Regions from separate parts of the Homo sapiens genome. Here region 2 is linked to region 1. Evidence: read pairs that join two places in POLR2A ChIA-PET (ENCODE). Cell type or tissue: Panc1. All regions are shown on one strand. Each heading gives the region's core, and the rest is flanking DNA. Links, peaks and the distances in the headings are about the cores only. Region 1 overlaps SLC6A6 (solute carrier family 6 member 6). Region 2 has its middle 5.8 kb from the start of LINC01267.

Region 1 (6,625 bases), core at 1,637-4,136:
AATAAAGGGAGGAAAGACCATTCTATCCATTGTGGAAGCGCGTGCCACCACACGGGGTGCTGTTCCTGCGGGACTCCTTTAAGGATGCAGTCATCCTCTTGGTGGTTTTTCAAGATGTCCTAGCCCTGGCTCTGAAAGGAGGTGTCCCGATTTGGGGACAGGAGTTCCAGAGTTACTCTGAGCAGAGCTGTAGCAACAGGCTTTTAGTAAAGAACGTTGCCTCGAGGAACAATAATGTGGATTCCTCTTCTGCCACTGGTAGAATATCAATTAGAACAGACTTTTAAAAAAAGAAAAGCAAAAACTCGTCCAGGTGTGGTGGCTCACGCCTGTAATCCCAGTATTTTGGGAGACTGAGGCAGGTGGATTGCTTGAGCTCAGGAGTTCGAGACCAGCCTGGGCAACATGGCAAAACCCCATCTCTAAAAAAATGCAAAAATTCGCCGGGTGTGGTGGCACGCACCTGTAGTCCCAGCTATTTGGGAGGATGAGCCTGGTAGGCAGAGATTGTACTGAGCTGAGATCGTGCCACCGCACTCCAGCCTGGGTGACAACAGTGAGACAGCAGGCCTAAGTGGGGCCTGGGGCCCTGAATTTCTAACCAAATCCCAGGCACTGTGGACGGTGCTGGTCTGGGGACCACTCTTTGAGTCAAGGAGATAAATAGTGCAGTTGTGAGCCTCCTATACATTAAAAGCCAGATCCTGTGCTTCGTCAACTCCTCTTCTTAATCCTCACCAAAGACACCACTATTCCCATTTTGCACATGAAGACCCGAGGCCCTGCTGAGGGCAGGTAACTTGCCCAAGGTCACACAGCTGGGAGCCTGCCGGCATTCGTGCTGGGCCAGCGCCACCTTGGAAAGGTTGCTGTTGGGGAAGCCTTTCACTACTGAACAGTGTCCTCGCTCCAAAAGCCACAGGAGGCTTTTCAAGGCAGCCAAGTCGGATGTAAATCAGGGGAGAGCCCAGGGCTAGCCAGGCTGCTGACAGCAGGGCGGCCTGGGTCACTGTGTCCGGACAAGGCCCACAGCGGGATTTGGGGCTGGCATGATGCCTGGGAGTGGGGGAGCCACTGGGGATGCTCTGGGCGCCTGGAAAACCAGCCTGGAGCCTGCTGGAGCCCAAGGAAGCACCTTAGCCTCTGACAGCCTCCCCCATTATTTAAATACATTCCAGGGAACACAGCTGGCTGGAAGGGGCAGTGATGGGACCACAGGAGCTGGGACCTGCTGCTTCCGTTGTTTAAAGGCTGGTTCATCCCTGCAGCCACGCAGGCATTCTCCGTAATCGCCGTCTGCTTTGAGGACAGAGAGGTCGTGGTCTTCTGCTGGCTGGGGCTTTATTTTTGCACTGAGCACCTGTCCTCAGCAAACTGGGAAAAGTAGAACACGTAGTGACTCTGAGTCCTCAAAATGCTGTCCCTGGCCCAGCAGTATGGGCATCACGTGGGAGCCTGCAGAATGCAGAACCTCAGGCCCCACCCCAGACCTTCTCATTTAGACCTTGGGGGCAGGGCTCCGCATTCTGGGTTTTCAAGAGCCCTCCAGGCAATTCTGCTTTGTATTTAACTTTGGGAAGGGCTGATGACCTCTCTGGCTGTGTGCCTGGGGCCGGGGGTGGGGCTGGGGGAAGGGTCAGGCCTAATCCTTGCCCGTGATAACTAGAGTGCCAGGGCTGCGGGAACCTCAGGTGTTCTGTCATCTGCATCCTTCCTCTTTTTTATAATGGGAGGAGTGTGTCAGAGACATGCATAAAATTACGCAGCAAGTTCAAGGCAGGGTATAGGTCTGGATTCTTATCTTGCAAATGGCAGAAATCAGTTCAAACAGACTTCAGTTTTATTTTTTTTATTTATTTATTTTTGAGATGAGTCTTTCTGTGTCTCCCAGGCATGAGTCACCACACCCGGCCTAAACTGACATTAAAAATAAAAAAGAACATTTACTGACTCTTTTAACTTAAAAGCCTGGGGCCATACTTCAGCCTGGGGCTGAGTCCAGGTGCTGAAAGATGTCATCGGGACTCAGTTTCCTTCTCTCTGTCTCCCGGCTCCGGGTCTCTCTATGCCTGCTTCATTCTCCATGGATGCCCTAGCTGCTCACCAGTGTAGTGCCGCCCCCTGCCCCAATGTAGCCATCTCAACCAAGAAAGAGCCTTGTTTTTCCCCAATATTTTTGGCAAAAGTCCTAGTCATCACTGTTTTTGACCAGGCTGGTCAAGTGCCTATCTTTGAGCCAATCAAGACAGCCCCCTCTGATTGGCTAGGGCTGGCTCACGTGCCCACCTAGGAGGAGGAGGTGGGGTCAGTCCATCTAGACCCCTTGGGCTGAGAGCAGGCCTATGTGGGTCTCCTCCTGGAACAGGTTTAAGCTGTCCCCAGAAGGGGCATGGGTGCCAGCAGGCTAGACATATGGACTTTAGTGCTATTCTTTTTTTTTTCTTTTTTTTTAAGAGACAGGGTCTCACTCTGTCACCCTGGCTGGACTGCAGTGGTACGATCACTGCTCGCTGCAACCTCAAACTTCTGGGCTCAAGCAGTCCTCCCACCTCAGCCTCCCAAGTGGGTGGGACTACAGGCATGTGCCACCATACCCAGCTAATTTTTAAATTTTATTTTTTTGTAGAGACAGGTCTCCCTGTGTTGCTCAGGTTGGTCTTGAACTCTTGGGCTCATGAGCCTTCTGCCTCAGCCTCCAAGAGTGCTGGGATTGCAGACATGAGCACACCTAGCCTTTAGTGCCATTCTTATCCTCCTCTCTGAGATGGGCTGGCCTCTTGTAATTGGTAAGGTTTTGCCCTATGCAGAATTATGCTGTCCTTCCTCTGATTCTCTTAACCTCGTGCTTTAAACAGGCTGCCTTCATCTTTCACTTTATCCCACTTCCCTGTGTATGGTCTAGGATAGCAAGGTTTACGTTGCTACTTCCACCACCCAAACCCACAGCAGACATCACTAATCCAGCCCAGACTTCACAGAGCCTAGAATGAAGCCTTGATGGCCTCTCATGTGCCCAGCCTCTAGCCGGTGGTTCCAGGCCTCATGAGCTCAGGGACCTTGGCTCTGTCATCCACTGCTGAGCTTCATGTGCCCAGTGCAGTGCCTGGCACAGTAAGTGCACCATAAGTTGTTGACTGACTGTTCCTACTCCACAGTGCCTTGTACCCAGTGGGTGCCAGTGTGAGCCTGTTGAATGTGGAGGCCCTAACAAAGCAATGAGATCATCTAATTTGGGGGACAGGGAGCTCTGTAGGCTGCCGGGACTGGCATTTACTGACACTGGCAAGTGCGCCTCTGGGTCTGGGAAGGAGGCTGCCAGGGCAGGGCTACAGCTACAGCAAGGAAAGGGGTCCTGGAGGCCTCTGTCTGCTCTCCCAGACCCACCCTCCCATGCCCTCTCCCCCTGAGACACCCACTGCCCATTTCTGCTGATCCCAGTTTAACAGTTCATTGAAAATATCTCATTTGAGAAGAAATGATTTCCTGACTTTGTACACTTAGATTCCAGGAATCCAGGAGAGCCTTCCAGCCTCAGGGCAAGGAGCTTTGCTGGTAGGAGGAGGTGATCTGCCCCCAGCTGCCTATTTCCCAAACTGAGCTTCTACTGAAAAAGACAACAGAACCCCCCCGCTCCAAAAAAAGTCTTCTGGGTTAGTCACGTCCGGGACTGCTTGGCTCAGCAAAGCTCAGCAGATTTCCTAGGCACAGTGATTCTCGCCCCTGAACTGGTTGGTGAATACCACATCCCCCAAGGATCTTCTCTGAGGCCCCTCACTCTGGCCCTGGTGTGTCCCTGCGCCCCTTGGGAATAGTCAGGCTATGTGACTGAGCTGGTGGGGCGCTCAGGAGTGTGGGCTTTCTGTGGCTAGGGCTGTGGAACAGCTTACCCATTTGCAGCTGAAACCTTGTTCCCCTCTGACCAAGGGCAATGTGATGGTTCTTGCTGCTGACTAAGTTTTGGGGACCCTGCATCCAAGAGAGGGGCGTGTGTGAGTGAGTGGGAGTGCATGTGTGAGTGTGTGTCCCATGTGGGTCTGTGTGTGGCTGTGAACATGTGTGTGGCTGACACAGGCAAGTGTGTGGGGCTGGGAGTCTGCATATGATTACACTTGTGTCTGTGCGTCTGCATGTGAGCTTGTGTTGGCATGTGTGAGTATGCATGTGTGAGCCTCAGCGTCCTGGCCTTCCAAGGGGTTTGGTCAGCCCCTCCCCAGCACACACGTCTGGTGGTTACAAGTGGGTGGACAATTAGGGGCCCTGTGCACAGTCTGCCTCTGACCAGATCTCTTTCTTCCGTCTTCGCTTCCTCTCTTTGCAATAGATCCAGAACCAGAACCACAGCCCTTCTGAGGAGCTCCCAAACGTAAGTGACCTTGGACCTCCAGGTGGGATGGGTGTCTCACACGTTGTGCAGTGACCCAAGGTGGGGGGCTCAGGAGCTCCGTGTCTCCCCCAGGCTCTAGGAGGACAAGACGGGACCCCTGAGGCCCACAGACCTTGTCCACACCTCACCTCCAGGTGGCAGATCCCCTGGCCTGGCTTGGCCACTCTGTGCCTGCTTGGTCCCCAGCCAGTCTGTGCCAGAGGGCACAGGGACGCCCTGCAAATGGGCCAAGCACTGGTTTTGGAGATCCAGCCTGTGCCCTGTCCTGGCTCTGCTGCAGAGTAGCCTGGGGCAAGTCTGCCGTGGGGAGGATGCCCTCACTGAGTTGATTCTGAGGATTGGGGTCTGAGCTTGGCTCTGTCTCTGTTAAAGGTTTGTTTTTGTTTTGAGACAGGGTCACACTCTGTCGCCTACGCTGGGGTGCAGTGGTGTCATCAGGGCTCACTGCAGCCTCGATCTCCCCAGGTTCAGGTGATCCTCCCACCCCAGCCTCCCTAGCAGCTGGCACTACAGGCGCGTGCCGCCGTGCCCAGCTTATTTTTGTATTTTTTGGAGTAACGGGGTTTCACGATGTTGTCAAGGGCACAGTGGCTCACGCCTCCAATCCCTGCACTTTGGGAGGCCAAGGCAGGAGGATTGCTTGAGGCCAGGAGCTCGAGACCAGCGTGGGCAACATAATGAGCCCCATCTCAGCAAAAATTAAAAATAATATAAATAAAATTATAAATAAACAAGTAAAATGGAAAACCTTTGCTAAAGTTGCAAGAGTATTACAGTGGCCTCGCATTATGCCCTTCGTTGAGATTTTCCCATGGGTAACATTTGCCACATTCGCTTCATCTCTTTCTCACTAATATGTTAAATAAAAACAGTCACGTGAACATTCTTCCATTTTTGCTGAATCATTGGGGAGTAAATTGCAGGCATGATGCCCCTTCACCTCAATCCTTCAGGCCTTTCATAAGAGCAAGGCCAGGCCGGGCGCCGTGGCTCACGCCTGGGATCCCAGCACTTTGGGAGGCCAAGGTGGGCAGATCACGAGGTCAGGAGATCGAGACCATCCTGGCTAACACGGTGAAACCCTGTCTCTACTAAAAAACACAAAAAATTAGCCAGACGTGGTGGCGGGCGCCTGTAGTTCCAGCTACTCGGGAGGCTGAGGCAGGAGAATGGCGTGAACCCGGGGGATGGAGCTTGCAGCGAGCCGCGATCGTGCCACTGCACTCCAGCCTGGGCGACGCAGCGAGACTCCGTCTCGAAAAAAAAAAAAAAAAAGAGCAAGGCCATTCTCTTATATAACCCTAGCACAGTTATCTACCCCAGGACACTGATTTAACATTGACGTGATTCTGTTATCTGTGGATCTTAATGGCATTGCACTGATTGTCTCAGTGTTTACAGCAGCCTTATTTTTCTTTTAGTTCAGGATCGTCATTATGTTTTTAAAAAGGGTTTAAGGGATGTCTCCTTCGCTGATTAAGACATTGCCTGCTCTAGGGGCTTTCAGAGTCTTATTTAATCCTCAGCGTTCATTAAATACATTTTACAATGGGATGTGGCCTGCGTGTGCATGTACACAAACACACACGTCAAACTCAAACCCTGAAATTGAAGTTTCTCAGATCATCCTCGTACTCGCCATCTGCTGTGCTCTGGTCTGCTCTGTCTTCCTTTAGTAAAAAAGATGGCCTTGACCCCTTACATTGATGTCAAGACCCACTGTGGACTCTGCTTTGGAATTAGAAAACCCTGGCTTCCTGGGCAGAAATTTCTAAGGGGGAAGGTTAAGCTCCCACTGGTCCAGGGTTCGGATTGGTTGGAGTGGGGTCCCCTGTGAAGCCGGGACTAGGCAAGCGTTTGTTTGTGGCCCAGAGCTCCTCAACCTGCTGCTGCTAGCAGCTGGACCAAGTCCTTCCTTTTCATCAAGCTCAGCTGGCCTAGGTTGCTTGGTCACAAGCAGCCCCACCCCATGGAGACATATTCTTTGTGCTGTGACATCGGGCAGGGGTGTGTACCCAGCCAGCCACTGGGCAGGCATGGAGGTGACCTACTCGACGTCAGCCTCCACAGGCGTCATCATAATAGTTATAGACGTCAATAATAATGATTGCTACCGCTTCCTGGACTCAGCATGCTCATATACTGCCGAGAGGTTTACTGTGTTAACTCTGTCAACCCAAAGAAGTGGGTGTGCTCTTACTCTTTTTGAAAAAATATGAGAAATTCATTGAGCGCTTATTG
Region 2 (6,625 bases), core at 2,564-5,063, 56 kb before region 1:
AGATGCCTGCCGGTCTGATTACCCTCTTGTTTGCCCATCAGATGTTCTGCAGAGGTCAGGGCACCAGCACATCGTGAGGCACACAGCGACTGGTATTCTTCCATCATCAGTGGGCACCGTGGGGGAAATTCACTGCCATGGACTGAAAGGACCCCCAGTCTGCACGACCCCTGGACACCCACGAGGGCTATGAGTAAAGTAAAAATTTTGGAGAGAGCCTTTTATTGGCTCCCAAGAGCCTTCCCAGGGCCACACATGAAATAGGCCCTTAATCAGTAAGTGTTTCAGCCCTGGGAATTCATTTTATTTATTTATCTATTGATTGATTGATTGATTGATTGATTTACTTGAGACAGGGTCTCACTCTATTGCCCAGGCTGGAGTGCAGTGGTATGACCATGGCTCACAGTCACCTCAACCTTCTGGGCTCAATTGATCCTCCCACCTGAGCCTCCCCAGTAGCTGGGACCACAAGTACATATCACCATGCCCAGCTAATTTTTTAATTTATTTTTTGTAGAGATGAGGGCTCACTATGTTGCCCAGGCTGGTCTCAAACTTCTGGGCTCCAGCAATCCACCTGCCTCGGCCTCCCAAAGTGCTGGGATTATAGGTGTGAGCCACTGTGCCTGGCCAGCCCTGGCAATTCATATAACCAGTAGTCTTAAACATTTTTCATGGCAATATTTTTTAGCCTCCTTCCTCTTTCTTCAAAAGAATTCTTACAAAGTAATCTATTAGATTAAAAAATATCAAAAGGCTTCTGCCCTTGAAAGAAAGTGGGGCCCCAAATCCTGTCTGGTCCTTCTCCTGACTCCAGCCACCCTGGACACTGCCATGAAACACTGTGTACACCCCTGCTCAAGCCCAGTAGTGATCACACCTGCCTGTAGCTATAGTGCACCTGCTGTATACCTGGCACTGCCTGAGCCTGTTGTCACCATCCCCTCCACTTCTCAATCATAGTCCTAAAATTGAGATCTTATCATCCCATTTTCCAGGTGGGAAGACTAAGGCTAAGAGAGACTAAGTAAGTTAGCTGAGGTCATCCAGCATGTGTGGGGTGGGTCAAGATTCACACTGAAACCTATCAGCGCCTCAAAGACTGTGTTCCTTCTACTGCCCTACTTGAGGCATGGGAAAACTGTGACCTAGAGCAGGGGAGGGTTGGTGACCTTCTGAGGCCATACTCTTACCTGCTGAACCTGGGTCAAGGCCAGTGTGGCCTTGATGACTTCTGGGCTGGTCAGCTCTTGTCCAACCCTGGCTGTGAGTGCTGGGGGGAGAATGCACTGGGCTAGGTTTATAACCGCCCTGGACTCTGTTCTGTCACAGATTGACTTCCGGGGCAGCTCAGCCCACAGCTAAGTTCAGGGGCTCTGGGGACTGAGTGTTGCCATCACCTTTTCCTCTGAAATCCAGCTACAGGGCATCCAGGGGTGGCTGGAACAGACGGACCATCGAGTCTAACCCCACAATTTACAGATGGGGAAACTGAGGCCCAGCCATCCAGACAGCAGTCGTTGGCCTTCCACTGGGCAATCACTGTTGCCAAGTGTAGCATTAATGACTGCATCCTCCCAACAACCCCAGCAGTCCAGGAAGGGACACTTATTAAGCTCCAACTGTATGCCTCATATTGCATTAAGTGTATTCTTAACTGTTATCTCCTTCACACTGCACAACTGCCCATCTAGTAAAAGGAGAAACTGGCCGGGCGTGGTGGCTCACGCCTGTAATCCCAGCACTTTGGGAGGCCGAGGCGGGCGGATCATGAGGTCAGGAGATCGAGAACATCCTGGCTAACACAGTGAAACCCCGTCTCTACTAAAAATACAAATAATTAGCCAGGCGTGGTGGCGGGCACCTGTAGTCCCAGCTACTCGGGAGGCTGAAGCAGGAGAACGGCATGAACCTGGGAGGCGGAGCTTGCAGTGAGCCGAGATCGCGCCACTGCACTCCAGCCTGGGGGACAGAGCGAGACTCCGTCTCAAAAAAAAAAAAAAAAATGGGGAAACTGAGGGTTCAAGAGGAAAGGTGACTTGCTCCGTCTGCCTGACTCTAAGACTCATTTCTTAGTGCCATAGGAATCCACAGTGTAGGTGTGGTGGTGTAAGGGAGGAGAGGGAGGAAGGTAATTTATAACTCTGGAGACGCTGACTGAGAAGTCTTCCACCCCCCACTAAACAGAATGTGGGTTCCATAGCATATAATACATGCTTACTGAATGCACAGTGGAATGGACGAACACTAGGCTCATTGGTGGTGCTCAGTGCTTGGTGCTCAGTGTTTGCTGAATGAATGAATGACTCTCAATAGGGCATATTAAAAAACTTCCAGCTACTGTCCTTAGTAGAGCAGTCTGCTGCTCTTTCCCCCAATACCATATTTCCTCTTCTCCACTTTTCTATTTCTCTGGTGGGCTACTTGTCCAGCTCAGCTTCTCATGTTTGGAAGTAACTGTCTCTGCTTCTCTCTGACTCCTACCCCTCAAGGCTAAGCTGTTCCATGATCCATTCCTTCAAGAGCATCTCTTTCTTGACCAAGGAATGAGCACTAACAGGCTGACTTGGTTCTTCTTCAGGAGACAGGCTTATACTTTGAAAAGGGAGGCCTTGTGAAAATAGAATCTGAGAACTTGGTGTGTGGTCTGGCAGCATCCGGGACCAGGGCTCAGCTTGGGACTGGAGTTAGAGCTTAGTCTATGACCACAGTCAGGGCTGTCTGGAGTCAGGATCAGGGATTCAGTTAGGGCTCAGGACTCAGTCTATAACTTGGGTTAGGATTCAGCCTGGGTTAAGTTAATTAATTTATTTATTTATTATTTATTTATTTTTGAGATGGGGTCTCGCTCTGTCACCAAGGCTGGAGTGCAGTGGTGCGGTCTTGGCTTACTGCAACCTCCGCCTCCTGGGTTCAAGCAAACCAATCCTCCCACCTCAGCCTCCCGAGTAGCTGGGACTACAGGTGCACACCACCATACCTGGCTAATTTTGTGTATGTTTAGTAGAGACGGTGTTTCACCATGTTGGACAGGCTGGTCTCAAACTCCTGACTTCAGGTGATCTGTCCACCTCAGCCTCCCAAAGTACTGGGATTACAGGCGTGAGCCACCATGCCCGGCCAAGCCTTGGTTAATGTTTGAGCTCAGACAGGGGCCAGGTTTGCATTCATCCCATGAGCTAGGATGGTGGATTAGTCTATGGTTAGGGTCAGGGCTCTAGGACCACGATCAGGCCTAAGTCTGTGGCCAGGACTAGGGTGCGGTGTGTGACCAGGATCAAGCCTCAGCCTAATCAGAGCTTCCAGAACTACTAAGCTCCCTCCCAAAAGTTGATTCCCTGGAATCAACTAGATTTTCCTCTATTCCTTAAGACGTAGCTTCTTTCTAGAGAGTGCCCTCCTAGTGCTGCTCACACGGCCCTTGCAGCCCTGCAGGAGAGCTGCCTCAGCGCCTCCGCCGAGACCCTGCCTCCCGCCTCCCTGCCTCCTGGCTCCAGGGTTATTAAAGGAGGAATCTGTGGGAAGAAGAGAGTAAACAAAATCCATCACGCGGGGCTGGGGCTGGCGCCCGTTCCTCCTGCGGCTCCGCAAGCTGACTCGGAAACCAACAGCGCTGAGCGGACAATGTTGACAGGAGACTTAATGAAATCCAGAGGGAGGCGCCCTGGCAGGGCCTACCTGGAAGGAGGCCCGAGCTGATAATTACATTAATTCTGGTCTATGTCCCAACAAGCGCAGAAGCAAGGGCTGGGTCCAGGGCCCGTTCACCCAGGGCTCCAGGAGTCTGTCATAATTACGGGGAAAAATAAGTTTCGGAACTTACATAACCTCACTGCTTGGGCCCTGAGGGTTAGACCCACTTTGCTTTGCTTTTCCAGGAAATGCACATATGGCAAAGCTACACTTGTGTGCCAGGATCACCTCTGTGGGTCACAGAATGTGTGAGAGCACTGGGCAGGAGCTTGGTTCTTGTCCGCATTTCTCAGATGAGCCAAACTGAGGCTCGGGAGCAAAATGGTCTCATTCAGAGTCCTGCAACCAAAAGGCACAGGGCTAGCATCAAGCTCCGTATTCCAGTTTTCCCTCCTCGAAACCACTCCAGCATGGAGACTGTGGGTGACCGGGAGCGGGGAGATGCATTCTGCCCAAGAAAGGAAAGGAAGAGAATGGTGCCCTTCTCAAATGGTGCATTGGAGGGGGCCAGGCTAAGAAGAAGGAAGAGCCGGCCAGGCAGAGAACACAGCAGATAGAAAGGCACAGTGGCTGGGAAGGATACAGCGTGATGGGAGGAAGGGGTCATCCCATAGGGCTGAGTGCTAGTTCAAGGGCAGAACTGGGGTAAGGAAGTTGAGGCAGGGGCATGAGGAGCATCATATGTTGGAGCCACAGAAAAGTCTCCCACAGCTCCTCTTATTTGAGCCTCACGAACTAGATGCTTTCATTGTTCCCATCTTACAGATAAGTAAACTGAGGCTTAGGAAATTTGAGTCTCTTGCCCAGAGCAACGCAGCCCAAAAGTAGTACTGCTGGGATTAGAACCATGTCTGTTGGGCTTAAACTGCTCCTTCAAACACACTTCTTTCCTGCCTTGCATGCCCCCTGCCGACTTTCCTCACTTTCCAGTTTGGCTCAGCCTGAGATGCCAGCCTGAAGATGCTCCTGGCCAGTGTGGAAAACCACAGAACCTTCAAGAACAGGGTGGCAGCAGGGGCACACTGCATACTCAGGCCTCTGCAGGGCTGTCTCCGGGCGAGGAAGCGGAGGGTCAGGGCCCTAAGGCCTGTGGTGGCAGGAAAGGGGGGAATTAAGGGGAAGCCAGTTCCAGGTGGGGTGAAGACAAATTGACACCCAACAGAACAATGGGCTACTTGGACAGGAAGTGAGCACCCCAGCCTCGGAGGTATAGTATGAAGGGGACAGACAGGGAGACAGGAGATCTATACGTCTTGGTCCCAACCAAATCTGCACACCCGAGTTTCCAGGAGCCCCACCTCTCCTGGGAAAAACCATTCCTAGCCACCTGCCACTGAGGTCGGCTCCAGGAAGTGTCAAGGCCTGCCTGGGGGATCTGTTGCCTTCCAGGGGTTCCTCCTCAGACGTTTCCAGCCCCTTGAAAACAGCACCCAAACAGAACCTGAAGAAAAAGTGCTCACATGTGCGGGACTGCTCTGTGGGATCCTGTCTCTCCCCTGAGCACAGACACAGGAGCACAGAGAGGGGGAGTGAGTAACCAGGCGTCACACAGCACAGTCCAGGTGGGCCTCCTGGAGAACGGATGTGACCAGGCTCACCCTCAGGGTGAGACCTCTCGCTTGGGTCAGAGGGTCCTTGACGTTGCCCTAATCAGGAATGAGAGTGTTTGTTTTCAGCCAAATATTTCCCTGACCGCAGACGAGACGGGATGCGACTGCACATTCCAGAGTCCTGGCAGCTTAAGAAACCATGCTGTGGGGTCTGCCTGGTCCCCTTGCCTCCTCCTGGGGGCCTGGTGCCCACCCCCCAGGCCCTGGGGTCTGGCTGCCAGCTTGGATGAGAACGTTGTTTGTAGCAGAAGGTGTTGGCAACACCCCAACACCTCTTCTCTCCTCATCCTTCTGGACCCCCCAGGTCTCAGCCCCATGGATGCTAATCTGGCTTGTGGAGGTTTCACCAGACCCTGGGAGATGAGCATCCCAGGCAGGGAGACAGCATGTACTGTCTTGTGGCCCAGAGGCATGACAACGGTGTGGCCTCCCTGGAGAAGGCGTGTGTGCTCTGTGGCTGGAGCGTGAGTCTCCTGCCCAGCAAGGGTCGGGGTGAGAGAGGACAGGTATGGCCAGCTTGCAGAAGGCCCAGAGCACAAAGAATCTGTGGTCTTGGAGCAATAGGGGGCCGTGGAAGTTGAACAGGGGAGTGCCAGGGTTAGAAATGTGTTCCAGGAATTTCCCTCCAGTGGACATCAGTGGCCAATTGAGTGGACAGGCAAATGCATGGGCACCAGAAGGCTGGGGAGTAGGCTGAAGCAGGGACAGCCAAAGCGGGGTGCAGAGGGTGGGACAGGATGAGAGGAAAAGGCAGAGTCAGGTCATCAGCTAGCCGTGAGACTGATAGATGTGGATATTAGGGTCCTCGTTTACAGAAGAGGAAACTGAGGCTTAAAAGGATGAGAAGTGATTTGCCCAGCTGCCTGGGGAGCAGTGGAGCTGGCATCATGGACTCCGATTCCACTGCCATTTCTCTCTACTGTATCCACGTTGGTGGAGTTCACAGCCTTGACCACCTGTGGTCAGGATTTCTGAGGTAAGTCACATTCCCCACCCAGGGCCCTGGTCAGAGGCAGCATGTCTCCAACCCCGGCCCTGCTCAAGGCCCTGGCTCCTGCCAGAACTGTAGTAAGCCCACTCCCCCATACAGTCAATTTCTTCCTCTCCACTCCTTGGTGATTCCTGTTGAACTCCTACAGATCCCTTGATAGCCAACTGAAAATCACCTCCTCATGGTTGCCCTCCAGACGACTGCAGACAGAATCAGTCTCTCCTCCAGACCCTGGGGTAGACACTTCCCAGTGTCCCATCACCTGGGAAGGCCTTGGGGGCAGAGGGCTTGTATCGTCTCTGCCTTCTCAGGACCCAGAACAGGGCCC

The links. ChIA-PET counts read pairs that join two places held together with the same protein. Peaks named below come from ENCODE experiments on the same cell type or tissue, not always from the same donor. Only the 100,000 strongest peaks of a DNase experiment are listed, where the experiment ranks them.
Region 2: POLR2A ChIA-PET joins it to region 1 with 11 read pairs; 3 of 35 experiments call an interaction of 5 or more read pairs at or near these places.

The regions. Positions count from the first base shown.
Region 1 is chr3:14,412,091-14,418,715 of GRCh38, forward strand. SLC6A6 (solute carrier family 6 member 6) reads left to right here. Exons shown (of 15, transcript NM_003043.6): 2 at 4,322-4,363. Among named protein-coding and RNA genes, the nearest start is that of SLC6A6, 13 kb to the left of the region's middle. RefSeq lists a silencer at 1,640-1,739. In Panc1, for the core only: no CTCF peak of the experiment used is centred there; no DNase peak of the experiment used is centred there; H3K27ac peaks cover 1,181 bases.
Region 2 is chr3:14,355,019-14,361,643 of GRCh38, forward strand. No RefSeq gene overlaps it. Among named protein-coding and RNA genes, the nearest start is that of LINC01267, 5.8 kb to the left of the region's middle. In Panc1, for the core only: no CTCF peak of the experiment used is centred there; no DNase peak of the experiment used is centred there.